Linked DNA regions of Mus musculus: region 2 is linked to region 1. The links are chromatin loops, found by intact Hi-C in ENCODE. Cell type or tissue: left cerebral cortex. All regions are shown on one strand.

What was found. A loop is a pair of places that touch in the nucleus more often than their neighbours do. Peaks named below come from ENCODE experiments on the same cell type or tissue, not always from the same donor. Only the 100,000 strongest peaks of a DNase experiment are listed, where the experiment ranks them.
Region 2: a loop joins it to region 1, with 7 times the contacts of the local background. A loop is called at or near these places in 5 of 42 quality-filtered maps.

The regions. Positions count from the first base shown.
Region 1 is chr5:144,538,788-144,546,787 of GRCm38, forward strand. Nptx2 (neuronal pentraxin 2) reads left to right here and starts at 7,100. Exons shown (of 5, transcript NM_016789.3): 1 at 7,100-7,696. The coding sequence starts at 7,277. In left cerebral cortex, a CTCF peak has its summit at 7,143; DNase peaks (open chromatin) are centred at 3,141, 4,431, 5,398, 7,058 and 2 more places; H3K4me3 peaks cover 1,351 bases; H3K27ac peaks cover 1,330 bases.
Region 2 is chr5:144,643,074-144,651,073 of GRCm38, forward strand. No RefSeq gene overlaps it. Among named protein-coding and RNA genes, the nearest start is that of Gm52796, 26 kb to the right of the region's middle. In left cerebral cortex, no CTCF peak of the experiment used is centred here; DNase peaks (open chromatin) are centred at 1,091, 4,509 and 4,802; H3K27ac peaks cover 885 bases.

The DNA.
Region 1 (8,000 bases):
CCCTTCGTTTCTTCCTTACAACGGTATCATAGCTGCGAACAATGACCTCTAAAAGGCCAAATTTTATTGGTGAAAATAAAGAAGAACAACCTCTGTCAGACCCAGCTGTTGCTCATGAGGCGCCCTGAGTCCAGTAGAAAAGATTCTGAGCCACAGGCCTGAATAATAAGACAGGGTCCAGTAGATAACAATCCTTTATTATGACTAATGTCGATGCAAACTTTAAAAGTTATTTTGTTATTAATAAAATAGGCGTGCATTTCTGTGACTGCGCATACCATGGACGTGTGGGTGTCGATGGAGTCAGAAGGAGGTGCTGGCTCTTCTGGATCTGGAGGTACAGGAGGTTGTGAGGACTCGAACATGGGTGCTGGGATCTGAACTTGGTTCCTCTGGAAGAACAACACACAGTCCTGACACTGTGGAGCCATCTTCTCTAGCCCCAGGGCGAACGTCTTAGAGGAAGTAACTTGCAAAATGGAGAAATGGGAGAAAGCCTGTGAGCTGGGTGTAGAAAGCATCCGATTGTTCAAAAGGGCAGGTCGAAAGGGATGTAATAGAAAACAGAGCTGAACCGGAAGGTTGGGAGCGAATGGAGGAGACCGAAAGGTGTACAGATTTATTTAGGGAACTATGGGTGGCATCTGGGAATAGGAGGCATTTACTCCAGGAGCTGTGAACACCAATGGAAATGCTGAGTTAGAAAAGCGTGGTTAGGAGGCATCGGTCTACTTTAGAACAAAACTAGTGGAGCTGAAGTGGTATCGGTGAAGCTGACATGCAGAAGAATCAGGACCCAGAAAGGGCCCGGGATCGGAAAGTATTGGTGGAAATGGAGGAGATTCAGAATCCTGTGGAAAATGTTAATGATGCCAGAGATGAGGCATATGGGAGGAAAAAGGGAGGGATGGCTACGAGCACAACGCCTTTCACTGAGGACACATCAAGTTAGAGGTTCAGGTACTGAATTCTTGAGATGGCCAATGTACAATTAGTTAATTAGATCCTGGGGCCTCATAAAGATCCATCTCAGTAAGGACAATTAAAAGCACAAACTTGTAAACGTAGAGAGTCTAGGGAGAGTATTGAGAGCTGTGGACCACTCAACTGTGGACATGAGCATTGTGGTGGTTTGAATAAAAATGGCCCCCATAGGCCCATAGGGAGTGTCACTGTTAGGAGGTGTGGCTGTCTTGGAGTAAGTGTGGCCTTGTTGGAGGAAGTGTGTCACTGGAGAATGGGCTTGGAGGTCTGAGAAGCTCAAGCTCAGCCTAGTGGCTCACTGTCTCATCCTGCTGCCTGTGGATCCCCAGGTAGACCTCTCAGCTACCCCTCCAGCACCGCGTCTGCCTGTGTGCTGCCATGCTTCCTGCCATGATGATAATGGACTAAACCCCTGAACTGTAAGCCAGCCCTAATTAAATGCTTTCCTTTGTAAGAGTTGCTATAATCGTGATGTCTTCACAGTAATAAAAGCCTAAGAAACATTGGTTGAAGAAGAAGGAAGGAAAAGAGGGAGAGGAGTGGGGAGGAAGGGAGGCTGGCTCAAAATGCAAGAAAATAGGAACACAGGAGCATAGAAACCTATAATGGAACGTCTGTAAAAACAATCCATCAAGTGTGTGAGTAAGTGTGAGTGTGTGTGTGTGTGTGTGTGTGTGTGTGTGTATGCACAACATACATTTGGAAGTCAGAGGACAATTTTTAGGAGCCATTTTCTCCCTCTACCATGTAGGTCCCAGGGACCAAACTCAGGTGGTCAAGCTTAGCAGCGAGTAACTTTACCTACTCAGCCATCTCCTCCGCTCCAGTGGGAAGTTCTAATACCAACTAAACTTAATCCACAATACTGAATGCTCTGGCGAGTTCTATGGACATTATCGTGATTGCAATTGATAACAATTTATTCATTTTTAACGAAGGCATTCTTGAAGAAAAGACAAACATTTTCGGGGTCAGTGAATAAGTTAAGAAGCAGCAAAAGGAAAAGACGTTTTCACTGAAGATCAAAGGCCTGCATCTGACCAAGGCTCTGCTGTTAAGTAGCTTTCTCACCTTTTAATCTTTTGAAAACTGTTTTCTAGTCTTTGGATTTCTATAGAATTGCTTCCAGCTTGGGCTTTCAAAGGTTCATCCAAGCAGGAGAGATGGTTCAGTGGTTAAGAGCAATTATTGCTCTCGCAAAGGACCCAGGTTTGATTCCCAGCACCCACATGACAGCTTAGAACTGTCTGTGACTCCAGGTCAAGGGGATCTGATACCCTCTTCTGTCCTGGGCTCTGGCACGTACACGGTGCACACACATTGCTCAAGCATACTCATATATGCATAAAATGAAAAATAAATCTTTAAAATTCAAATGTTCACACAAGCTATCTGTGCCTAACTGATATGGGCACAATGAGCTACAATCTTTGTCATAATTAGATCAATTTTCCATCTCCTCTGTGTGTATGTGTGTGTGTGTGTGTGTGTGTGTGTGCAGCATATGTGTGAGAGTCAGAGGGGAACCTCAGGTGTTGGTCTATACCTTCCACCTTGTTCAAGGCTGTTCCGACTGTGTATGCCAGGGTAGCTTCTAGAGAGTCTCCCGTCCCCACCCTACATTGGGTTTCAGGGATTTGAACTCAGATCTCCACATTGGCATATTCAGAAGTCTTCCCATCCCCTCCCCCACTAGCCATCTCCCCAGTTCCAATTTTGTAATTTTTAGACAGGCATATAAAGGAAGTATTATCCCTAGTGTTTCCAAATATAGAGAAATTGAGAGACTATGCTCTTCGATTTCCTCAAAGCAAACTAACTTCAAGGGGTCTTTTTTTGTATGCTTGGGGTGAAGCTCCGGGTTTTATATTAGGCAAGTGCTCTACCGCCTGTTACATCATACCCAGTAAGCTCACTGTCCAGAGTCCATTCCCTTTAGACACCAAGCTAACCTGTTATTCCTGGCTTGTAGTGACCTCGTCTATTGCTAGAAATCAGAAGGTACCACTGAGCCTTCATTTGTTTGGTGAAATCATGGAGTTACATTAACAAGCCGTTTCCCCAAACTATGGCTCTCTACCCACTTGTAATACACCCGTGCACAGGAACATTTTCTGAAAGTCAATGTTTCCTATCACTTGCTCCAAAATTAAACCAGAGATACATCATTCAGGAAGAAGCCAGATGCACTGAAGAAAGAAAAACCTGCTTTATCAGAAGGGGCAAGCTTCTCTCACATCCCATAGCAATTTAAATTCATTTGCCGGAATGTTAAATACAACCAGTCTTTTAGTTGGGTCCCTTCACATAAACACCAAGTTAGCATAAATGCAAAATAGTTCACATGATTAAATCTTTATAACACCATAATTTATCTTATGTACACACACACACACAGAGAAAGAGAGAGAGAGAGAGAGAGAGAGAGATCTTTTACTTGCTGATACTTCTACATTTTTTCTGGAGTTCTCAACTCTCATCATCTCTCTAAGGAAGCTGGCTTGTATTGCCCCAGACTCTTAGTGTATTTAGTTCTAAAGGATAGTATACAGAATAAAGGGAAATTTTAATTTTGTTTTTAATAGGACCTATATAATTCAGGCCTAGCTCTGGTGGAGAGAAGGGGAGGAGAGGTCCATTAGCATTTATTGTGCACCTGCTTTATGCTAAACATGTCTGGAAACAGTGTCTCACACAAGCCCAGAAACAACAAGGCTTGCTCATAAATTTACTTTTAATTTTAGAAATGAGAAAACTAAGGCTCAGGGAGGTTAAGCTACACTCTCGAGTTATCAGACTGGGACTGAAACAAGTGCTGCCTGACGCCAAACTCCCTTTCCATTTTATTGGGCAGCTTGGTCTCGTGAAAAACACACTCATAAAAGGGTATTAGCATTTTATGTATTACAGGGGATTAATCGGGATCCTTTAGCGCCTCCAGCACTGAATCCCTTGTGCACACTCTCATGCAACACACACACACACACACACACACACACACACACACACACACACCATTCTGAACTCCCCTCGGACTGAAATTCAGCACCGAGGATAGTTCCTGAGTCATGTTTGCAGGAAGCTGTCCTTGAATTCCGTGCTATTGAGCACACGCCCCCACTCTTGACTTCCCAAGTGGCTAAGAGGGGAGGAAATGCAGAAGAGGGGGAGGGGGAAACTGTATAAGATAGGTTCTTCTGACATCGTGGTGGAAATTAGCACATTTCCCAGAAGACCAAGATAAAAATGCATGTGAGAAAGAACCAGGGAGCCAAACAGATGGGGCAATAAAATGGAGGTAGAACAGCTCATTAGGATTCCCAGCACGTGGGCTTGGGTTAAGTCTGTACCCGGCTCTGGGCTGCCCCGGGACCAGCCGACATAGTGAATGAGTGGGTGGTTACTATGCTGTTGCACCGGTTACACTAAGAGATTAGGTGGCAGTGATTCACTGCTGCAGATCTGCACGACTTTCTCAAGTAGCAGAAAAATCTGTGGGCCCTGGGCTCTGTCACTCGCACAGCCCTTCTCATGGGTAGGGTGAGTCATGCACGCAGGATCTTTCAGGTGGACGGTTTCTGTGCTGTGAGGAAGAAATCAAGGCAGAGAGCCCACGCTGCCAGGAACAGGTTACAGCCACGACCACAGCATCTCCTTGTATGAAAGTCTATCTGCTGTTTACACAACCAGCCTCACCTTCTCTACTCTGCCTTCGCTACAGGAAATCCATTGCCCACACAGAAGAAAACCAATGTTTTGTAATGTTTGGCACGTGGAAGAGGGAGTCCTTCCTCCCAGAACTACCAGGCTCTTGAATAAAGCCAGAAGGGCCATTAAAGAGTTGACGCTAATTGCCTTATCTTTCCTACAAGGTCCAAAGAGGAGAAAATGGCTTGCCCCAAACCACTTAGCTAGTAACAGTTGGCATTGGGACTAGAAGGCCTCATTCCTAAACCAGCAGATTTTTCCATTGTACCAGGAAAACAAAACTGCAAATAGCATAAGTCCTCTGATTTTACTGTCTCCAGAGAAAATCATATCCTCAATGCCTGGGTCTTTCCATCTGGAATTTGGCAACTCTGCTGATCCCTTCTCATAGTGGGAACTCTTGTAGGAAGTCTAAGAGCAATTATTTTGGGGATATATGCTATTTTTATGTCTTCTTGTACATCACCTTCTTTGGTCAGGAGGAAATTAGAATTCTGGAAATACGTTTAATTATTAAAAGGACAAGCCTTGGCTTCAAGTAGTTGCAAATATGAATTATTAGTCCATGTCATGAAAGGGCTGGAGAACTACAAAGAAACAATGATAATCTATTTGTCACACCCAATTAAGATCTGCCCTGGCCTGGGAGTAAAAGAGCATTAAATCTGTGAGTGGTAACTTCAAGCAGCATGTCTATATTTGGGTAATTCTGAACATGCCTGGATTTGGTACCTTACAGCATCCTCTAAAAATGTACTACTTTAGAAAGTGTTTTGAGATTTTGTTGCCTTCGTGATTGCAGTTTGTGTGTGTGTGTGTGTGTGGGGGGTGTTATTTGAGCTTTTGAGTTTCCATGTAGCCAAAGAAAGAAAGTCTAGGAAGAAATGGTAGACTCAAGGTCAAATTCAACAAGGGGAAACTTCTTTGTGGTGAGTCTAGACAACAAAGCCATTAGCCCAGTGTTCACCCCCCTGCCTACACCCTACCTTTTCCATTGATGAATATTCTTACCTGAGCCATCCTCGCTTCTGAGTCCTGCTCTGGGTCCTGTGGAGACTGAATATCCTGTCTGTAGTTTTTAATCCTTGAAGAGATTTTTCATGAATAGAACTTTCCTTATAATTTAGCAACACTGTCCTTGAAAACCCCCACAACTATTTACATAACAGAAGCTATTGTTTGAAGTGCAAAACAGGTCAGAATTTGGTTCCCAGAGATTAATCACTGCAGTCTATTTTGTATTATCATAATAATTTCATTTATTTTGATACAATTTGTTTTCAGAATCAACCCCAGCTTCTTTGCACAAGTGACAAATCCATTTGTTTCTGGTAGAATGGGTAATGTGATTAATGACCTTGCAACAGGATTTCTTTAAAAAGGGGGAACTTTTTTTTTTTCATTTTTAATTCACAGTAAACCAGCTGAGTCTGTTAAGTGTGTAACTGTTCTGAACTTGTAAGCCATGGGTAAGATTTTGAAATACCCCCTCCCAATCTTTTGCGGGGTTTCTGGGTATTAATATTAGGCTTTCTCCAAGAATCTGATGATACTAGTCTCCAGGTGTAAAGTGGACTTGTTGGATTCCCGCATTAAAAAGAACGGGGCCCCAGTCTTTGCCATGGCCCCATCATGTTTATTCCGGCTGGATGTTCTCATCAAACCGAGGTCATGCGAAATAAATAAGGTCATGCCTAGAAGGATATTGTCCCCGCACAAGAACCTTCGAGTGAACTCGTGACTACTGCCTCCTGGTCTTCTGTGTGGGCATCCCCTTCTTTCTTGCAGCATCCAGGACCCACTTCTGTCCCTGCTGGTCTGTTTCTTTCTTTCTTTCTTTCTTTCTTTCTTTCTTTCTTGTTTTCTTCCGTTTTTCCCCTTGAGTTCTCTGGGGTTGGGCCTGGGATTTTGGGTACGCCTACAGACTGTCCGCCTCTGCAATCGACCGTCGTGCTTCCCGCGCCAGAACAAGGAAGCCCACGCGAGCCGCGTAGGTGGCTCGCGTGGAAGACCCGGGTTCGAGTCCCGCTGGGAGAATTCCTCCTAGGCAAGTGGAGTCATCTCGGTCAGGATTTCTCAGCCGGAAGCCGCGCCAACACCTCTCATCGTGGGCGGCAAGTTGTCCCCGGGGCTTCTTTGACCGTGCGGGGCCAGCCGACGCTTTCTCTGACCGTTTCCGAAGCCCAGTTTCCTTTCCTAAGGAGCCTTGGGGATCCTGCACTCGCGTCTCTGAAACCCAACCCACGACAGAACCCAGCCGCCTGGGCCAGCTTAGCAATGCGCCCGCGCCCCGCCCTCCGCGTGACGCGAACGCCGGCGGACCAATCAGAGAGCGCGGCGCGAGCCCCACGCGCCTGTGGCCCCACCCTCCAAGCTTAAGAAAGGGCGCGCGGGCAGAGCCCGGGCCAGAACGCCGCGCAAAGCGGAGAGCGGGTTTTTGCGACGGCAGGCGGCGCTTGTGCTGCCGTTTCCGTGCTGCACGCGGTTCCCTCGAGTGCCGCGCTCGGACAGACGTAGCCGGCCGCGAAGGCGCCCAGACGGCAAACCAGCGACCCATGCTGAAGTGAGCACACAGGTCAGCGAGATGCTGGCGCTGCTGACCGTCGGCGTGGCGCTCGCCGTGGCCGCCGGACGAGCCCAGGACAGCCCGATACCTGGCAGCCGCTTCGTGTGCACCGCGTTGCCCCCCGAAGCGGCGCGCGCCGGCTGCCCGCTGCCCGCGATGCCCATGCAGGGAGGCGCTCTGAGCCCCGAGGAGGAGCTGCGAGCCGCTGTGCTGCAGCTGCGCGAGACCGTCGTGCAGCAGAAGGAGACGCTGGGCGCCCAGCGAGAAGCCATCCGAGAGCTCACCGGCAAGCTGGCCCGCTGCGAGGGGCTGGCGGGCGGCAAGGCGCGCGGCACAGGCAAGGACACCATGGGCGACCTGCCGCGGGACCCGGGCCACGTCGTGGAGCAGCTTAGCCGCTCCTTGCAAACCCTCAAGGACCGCTTGGAGAGCCTCGAGGTACCTGTGCGCGGTGGCATCTAGCGGGTGGTGGTCCCCGGGATCGTGGGACTGAGGATGCGGGAGAAATGGGTACGTGGGCTGGCCGGGCGCCCCCATCCACGGGGAGAGCTGAGTTCGGGGGTGCAAGTCTCGCTCCTACTCTGGACCTTACTGTGATGGCCTCCCGTCTCCTTGTCCTCTTCTGTCCCCACGTTCGATGGGAAAGGTGAAATTCTCACCCCCATCTCCATTCCGTCGCGCGCGGGGACTTACCCACTAGACTCACCGTGAACTTACCGAGGTTTTTACCTAAAGAACCCAG
Region 2 (8,000 bases), 100 kb after region 1:
GTCTAAATTAAGTTAGAGAAAACCAGACTGTTGATTTTTCAATCAAAGGCAAACAGAGTGTTCCCCGTGCTCTGGGAGCCGGGCTTCTGCGGTATAAACCAAGGCTCCTTTGAGGTTGCGGGTCTGTGGACTTGTAATAGCTAGGGACTGGTGTGCGTAGCAGGTTGTGTCTGGCAGAGACACAGCTGTGTGAGGGTCACTGAGGAAGTCAATCTGTCAGAGATTTTTTTTTTTTAATAAAGAAAGAGGTGGCTGCCAGTACAAGGTCAAGGGCAGATGTGCTCCAAGGGGACCCTGACTAACAGCTGGTCTGCATTTAGCAAGAGAAACGACAGTACACAGCAAACAGTGATATGCCATGCCCAAAAGGAGCTTTAAAATGTAATTAGAGTCTGGGGACATGGCTCATTGGTGAAGTGCCTGCCAAGCGAGCATGAGGCCCTGAGTTTGGGTCCCAAGAAAAATCAGGTGTGCTGGCAAGTGTCTGTAATCCCACCCTGGGAGAGTGGGAGGAGACAAGCGGATCCCTGAATCATGCTGGCCAGGCAGCCTAGACTGCTCAGTCAGCTGTCTCAAAGCACAAGGTGGAGAGGTTGCAGAGAGGGGTGAGTGGTCAGAGGGCTCACAGCTGCCTGTGACTCCAGAACCAGGAGATCCAGTACCATCCTCTGGCCTCTGCAGTCATATGCACACACATACATACAATTTAAAATAAAGATAAAATCTTTTTTAAAAAAATAAGGGAATGAATGATAGAGGAATATATCCAATGTTAACCTCTGACCCCCCCCCCCCATACACACAAACATACAGCCATGGGCAGACATTCACAAGCACATACATGCACACACACACACACACAAACTGAAATTATCACACTAGCTGTGGTGCAGAGAGGGTTTGCAATTGACCTAGTCCTGTTCCCATCCTCTCCTTCCTTTTGCAAAAATGTCCCTACAAAGAGTACATTGTGACCAGCACGTTACAAATGAAAGAACAGAGACTCTCAGAGAACACAAGTAGCTTGTCCTAATATCAAGATAGAAGCTGCAGTCCACACACTATGTTGCCAGATTCCCAATGCTGGTTCTGAGGCGCTCACCATTTCTGCTATGACTGCGTTCTTTCTCTACAGATCTGGAGTGGAGGAGGCGGTTGGTCTGCCCTGCAATCTCAGTTCCCTGGGCTATGGGAGTTGCAGAGGCTGACAAGCCCTGAGCAGGTCAATGAGGACACTGTTTGATAATTCTGATTCATTCTCCACTGGGACTCTGGATAGCAACTGTGCAAATTCTCCAATGAAGCATAGGGTGTGTGGCTCAGTGATAGAGCACTTATCTAGAATCCCCCAGTGAGGGACCAGGGAGTGGCTCAATGGTAGAGACCCTGCCTAGAATTCCCCAGTGAGGGACTGGGGTATGACTCAGTGGTAGAGCCCCTGCCTAGAATCCCCCCAGTGAGGGACTGGGGTGTGACTCAGTGGTAGAGCATATATCTAGAATCTATATATTCTGAGTTCCTGAGTTCTATCCCTAGAACTGGGAAGAATCTATCCCCAAATACAATCACATTCTAAAGTAACAGAAACTGACTTGAACATGCAAGTTTGGGGGACACAGCTCAGCCTATAAACGTCCTCCTTACAAGAAGATTGTTCATAGCCAGCTCTCACGCTGCTTTTCTAACCTTAAGTCCTAAAGGATCGCGTGGTGCCACCTGACACACCCTGGCTTCCTCCTTCCAGCCCCTTCTCCACCCTACCTGTGAGGGACCCCATGTTGCCATGTTTTCCACACTATCATCTGTGGACATAGGATCACATCAGGCTTACAGCAGGCACTTGGCAGTTGCTGAAGGAACAACCTTGAGCCTGCTCTAAGCACACTCCACCTGGGGGGCTACCACGCTCTGGGGAGAGGAAGCAACCTCCCAGGATGCCATTCTCTGCCCCCCCCCACCGCCGCCCCATAGAACTGCAGAGGACAAGGACAGAGCAGAGAGCCCCATTTAGCTCTTCAGAAGCTCTCTGATGGTCTCTGATGGAGGCTCTGGAAAGGAGCTCTCATTCAGAGGTACATGGCAGAGCTGAGAACCTGCTTGCTTTCCCACAGAAAGCTCAGCCTTCCCCACCCCACCCCCCATCCCCGTGCTTGGAGGACAAGAAGATACCCCAGCATTTCAGCAAAATTTAACGCACTACATGCAAAAATAGCCCATCAGCAAAGAGGTGCCTGGCGTGCATGCGCTGTGGCTCTTTCCCTACCCCATCCCCAAACCCAAATAGATGAGGCACCCCCCCCCATTCACAGGGAGATGGAGTTTCTCACACATACCCCCCACTGGCATCCAGGGACACCCCCAGCCTTCCCTGGTGCTCACCGAGGCCTTTACTCCCAGGGTGCAATGCTTCCTCAGCCCGCTTTTTAATTAATCTTCTCTCCCCCGTGCTGTGCAGTTTCAACAGAGCCTGAGACCCTTTCAGTGGTGGATGTCACTGCTCCCCAGGAGTATCCCAGTAGGAGCCCTGTGCCTGCATGCCTTAATTAGGCAAGTTAATTACTTGCCAACTTGAAGGGCTGATCAGGCCTCTGCAGGAAGCATACCTCCCAGGGCTGTTCTGGATTCTCACAGACCCAGGATATCCCTGTCTCCCACAGGGCACACAGCTGAGGAGGGGTAGCTGAACACCCCACAATCCCACATTCATTGTCCAATCAAGAAATCCAGTCCAATATGTGAGAGCATACACCTGTAATCCCAGAGTACAGGAGGATGAGTCAAAGGAGCATGGGTTCAAGGTCAGGTCAGCCTGGGCTGTGTAGAGGAACCTTGACTTTAAAATAATAACTTTACGTAGACAAAGAAAGTCAGGCATAGTATAGCAAAAGTTTTTGAGATGAGAATGTGGCTCAGTGGTAAAGCCCCTGCCTAGACATCAAAGACCTCATTGCCTGCTAGAATAGCTCTTGTTCTCTCTGTATCCACTGCATAAGGACTGATGGTGGAAGCAGTGGTCAGGGAGATAACCCACACAGCACAACACAGAACAGGTACCAACTCCCCTGGCTTTGGCTCAGATCCTAGACTCCATTCCTGCTATTTCTGCCTCCACGGCAGGTTCAGTCCCAGCTCAGGACAGAGCCTGGACAGTGTCCTAGACTCAGGACCAGCATGCTTGCCATCCGTTAGGTTTAAGAACGTCTAATTCTTGTTCCCACCAGCTTACCAGAGTTCTCTTGGAGGCAGGGTACCCCTCTTCACGTATGAATAAACTGATATAGAGACGTGTGAAGCTACAGAGATGGCTTGGTGATTAGGACTTGCTGCTCTTCTAGAGGACCAGAGTTTGGTGACCAGCACTCACATTGGGTGGCTCAAAACTGCTTGTAACTCCAGCTCCAAGGGATCAGATGCCTCTGCAGGCACCCAGAACACACATGCACATAACACACACAGATATACACACACACACACACACACACACACAGAGACACACACACACATTAAAAATAGAACAGATTTTTTTTTTCTGAGACAGGGTTTCTCTATATATCACTAGCTGCCTGAAACTTGTTCTATAGACAAGGCTGGCCTGGAACTCAGAGATCCACCTACCTAGGTGGTCTGAGTGCTAGGATCAAAGGCATGCACCGCCACCACCTGACTCTTCTTTTCTCTTCTTTTCTTTTCTTTTCTTTGCTTTGCTTTGCTTTGCTTTGCTTTGCTTTGCTTTGCTTTGCTTCCCTTCCCTTCCCTTCCCTTCCCTTCCCTTCCCTTCCCTTCCCTTCCCTTCTCTTCTCTTTCTTCTCTTTTCTTTCCTTTCCTTTCCTTTCCTTCTTCTTTCTTTCTTTTAATTGTGCCTAGCTGGGTTGTGTTGGCTGAGGGCTAGGAAAATTTAAGGAAAATGTATTGATTATTCTCCTGCCTCAGCTTTGGGGTGCTAGAAATCTATTTGGCTAGGAATTATTTTCAGATATCTAACTGAACATCAACGTAGAGACATCCAGAAGGCGATTGTGCATGTGAATCTGCAGTTTAAGGAGAGTCTAGCCTGGAGACAGAAATTCAGGGGTTATTGATAAAGTGATGATTTGAAAGCTAGTAGACCAGAGAATTAGCACTGAGGTCTAAGGTCTGAGCTGTGAGACGCAACCACAGGAGTCTGTCAGGGAGAAGGGGAAGATCCTGGTGGACCAACCAGTGAGATAGGAGGCTAAGCAGGAGATGCGGGGTCCAGCAAACCGAGGAAAAATGATCCCCCAGAATAAGGAATTGTGCCTAGCTGGGTTGTGTTGGCTGAGGACTAGAATTGACTTTGCAGGCCCGGTGTGTAGCCAGTGTGGGATCAGTCAGGAAAACCTACTAGAGGCAAGCCAGGGCTGCGGAGGATTTGAGTGTAGAGTTTCGTCTCAAAGCATAGCAACAAAGCTGACAGTGGCTAGAGTAAAATGGGGGTTGAGGGAAAGGATTTTTTGGTTTTGTTTTGCTTTATTTTTGAGACTTGGTTTCACTATATAGTCCAGGCGAGTCTCCAACTCACGATCCTCCTGCCTCAGCCTTCCGAGTGCCGGGATTACAGGCTTGTACCACCACACATGGTTAGAGAAAGTTGTTTTTTTTTTTTTTGGTTTTTTTTTTTTGTTTTTTTTTAAATGAGAGAACAGTGACATCATTTCTCAAACAGGGACAGAGTAAAAGGCATGGGTGTGTTGCTGATGCAAAATCGTGCTTCTTGAGTCTCACATCCCAGGGGGCTTTTACCAAATCCAGAAGGTCTCAGGCAGCCCACCAGCTCCCAAGGCCACCCCCAGACAGATGTCACTGCTCTCCTAACGGTGACAGTGTGAGGTGGATGCCAGGCCTAGAACTGGCTCCTGCCCCCTCCCTCCCCCTCCCTAGCTGAATAATTTAGGTTCTATTCTAAGTTAAAACCAAATAAAGCAATTTAGAATGACTAATTCCTAGTGGAATTTATGTTCCCCAAATGCCTTGCTGGTAACAACGCTAGGCGCCATTTGTCCCTTTTATTTTAGCTGTGTGACTTCGCAGAGGAGCTCCTCACTCAGGGTGGCCTTGTTTCTAGCCCCAGAAAGAAGACAGCCATGAGTGAGTCTCTCAACACTTTTGCCCCACTTCCCCTTTTCAGACAGCATCACACATAGCCCAGGCTGGCCTTGAATGATTATGTGGCCAGGGGTGACTTTGAACTCCTGACCCTCCTGTTCTAGTTTCCTTGCTATGGCTGTGGTAAAACACTCTTATCCAAAAGCAACTCAGGGCGGGAATGGTTTGTTTATTTGGCTTATATTTCCAGATCACAGTCTGTTGGGGATTTGGTTTAACACTTGTATTTTGTTAATTAGGTTCCCAAAATTGCAGGAGAATCCCTCATGTGAGACGCTGAGGGTCCCTGCCCCCAGTTGGTTTCAATTGGTAAATCAAGTTGCCAGCGGCCAATGGTTGGGCAGAGAGACAGAGGTGGGACGACGTTAGGATTCGAGGTCAAGAGGACAGAGAGAGGAGTTAGAACAGCCATTTCGTGGAAGCAGGAAGATCAGGCCTGAGAAGTAAGCTACAGGCTTGAGAGCTTCAGAAGACAGAGTACCAATCATGTAAGAGCCGGAGAAGGATGACCCTAGGGGGGCCCTCCCCTGTTTGGGGTAGCAAGGATGGAATATAGATTTTAGTAAGTAATAATTAAGGAGTATTGGAGGGTAGGTGTTAACAACATGGAAGTTTGGGAGTAGTCCAGCCACTGAACTGATTAAGGCATATTAAATATAAGGCCCTCTCCTCTCTTCTCCTCCCCTCCCCTCCCCTCCCCTCCCCTCCCCTCCCCTCCCCTCCCCTCCCCTCCTCTCTCTCTCTCTCTCTCTCTCTCTCTCTCTCTCTCTCTCTCTCTCTGTGTGTGTGTGTATGTGTGTGTATTTCATTCGGGAATCCAGAACGTTGTGCGGGTAGCAAGGAACTTGTGCCAGTGCCAGGAGGTCTGAGTAACATTAATAGCCCACCACCACAACAGTCCGTTATTGAGAAAAGTCATGACAGGAGCTCAAGTAGAAATTTTAAGGGGAAACCATGGAGGAGAGGCATTTGCTGACCTACTCTTTTTATACAAACAAGGGCCAGCTAGCTGCCTAGGGAATGGGACCGCCTTCTGTGGACTGGATCGTCCTTCATCAATTAGCAATCACAACAATCCCCCACAGACATGCTATAGGCCAATCTAATCTGAGCAATCCCTCTACTGAGATTCCTTTGAGAAGTGACTCCAGGTGTGTCAAGTTGACAGTTAACCAAGTAGGAAACCTCCCGAGCGGAGGTTGCAGGGATGCACCATCACAGCAGGCTTGCTTCCTCTTCATTGACTTCCTCAGCCTCAGCCTCAGCCTCAAGCAGGGCACACAGTAATGTAGCTCCCTGCAGAACCGACCATGGGCAAGGTCGCCGCAGCACTTAACAGTTGAAGAGATGGAGGAAAGTGCTGAGCCAGAACAGGGATTTCTCACTGGAGGCAGTGGGACACATGGCAGGTGCTCCCAGGGACTTGGGAAGGGTGGCATGAAGCAGCAAGGTTGCCTGCTGCAGTGACACAGCCAGTGCGTTCAAAGCATTGCTCATGGGAGAAAACACGAAGGGAAGAGAAGAATTGGTGAGGAACACTCACCATTCCTCTGCAAACCTGTCTCTTCCCAGCTTATAGAGGCAGTGCCCTCACCCGACCTGGGACCCCAGACCTGCCAATCTAGGATGGGGCCATCCATGCTCAGACTGGCCTTCTGTGCATACAACCTTCCCTAGACTGGACACTCCGATGTGATCGTGTCTAGGAGAAAAAGTGTCTGGTGAGTCCAAAGGTCCTGAGGTCCACATGCTGTATGTGCTCAAACAGCAAGGAGCTGGGCACTTGGCTGGGACAAAGGCAGGCAGAGTTCTGGGCTAGCCTGGTCTACACAAAAAGCTCCAGGACATCCTGGGCTACATGGAAAGATCCAAACTCAAAAAAAGAGGCAGAACAAAAACAAACTGTACAAACAAACTAGAAGACCAGAAGCAGGGGTAAGGGGGGGGGGGAGGCTCAGGTCAAGCTTGACAGCCTCTGCCTAGCATCTAGCTAGAGCCTTAAGGGTGGAGAATGGTGGTGGAGATAGAAGAAAAAGAGTGTGTATGTGGGAGAGATGACCACAGTACAGGTTTTACTGGGTGATACTGGGAATCTGATACCATGTTCTGCTGCAATGTTGACTATTGATTGTCTTGGTTAAGTTCCAATTCCTGTGATAAAGCACTGTGACCAAAAGTAACCTGGGCAAGGAGATGGTTTATTTGGCTTACAGGTTACAGCCCACCACAGAGAGAAGTCAAAGAAGGAATTCAAGGCAGGAACCTGGGGGGCAGGAACTGAAGCAGGCCATGGGGGAGCATTCTAGTTGCCTATGGCTTGTTCAGCTACCTTGATATAATCCAGGACCACCTTGCCCAGGGCTGGCACCTCCCACAGTGGTCTGGACCCTCCCACATCAGTCGTTAATCGAGGAAAATATTCCACAGTCCTGCCTACAGGCAATGTGATATAGGCATTTTCTCAGATGAGGTTCCTCTTGTATGGGGTTGACAAAAAATAAATAAGAAGAGGAGGAGAAGAAAGGTAGAGGAGGAAGAGGAGGAGGAGGGAGAGGAGGAGGAAGGAGAGGAGTTGCTGGAGGAAGAGGTTGGCTGGATAAGGATGGTTGTGGGGCCTTCCTGCTGGGTCCCCCTTGAGGCTATTAGGAGCTGTGCATCAGACTCCCCAAAACAAACCCAAGCTGGTTGGTGTCTGTCCGCCTTGCCCGCCTCCCCCACACTTACAGCGTGGGGCCTCGTTGTCCTCCCCTGCAATACAGAATTTAACTGAGATTCTGGGTAGAAGGTTCTGGGTCAGAAGAAGCAACCAACGGAGTCTGTAGCAGAAATGGGAGAAAAACGGAAGCTGGTGGGGAAAAAACAGAAACTAGAGTGGG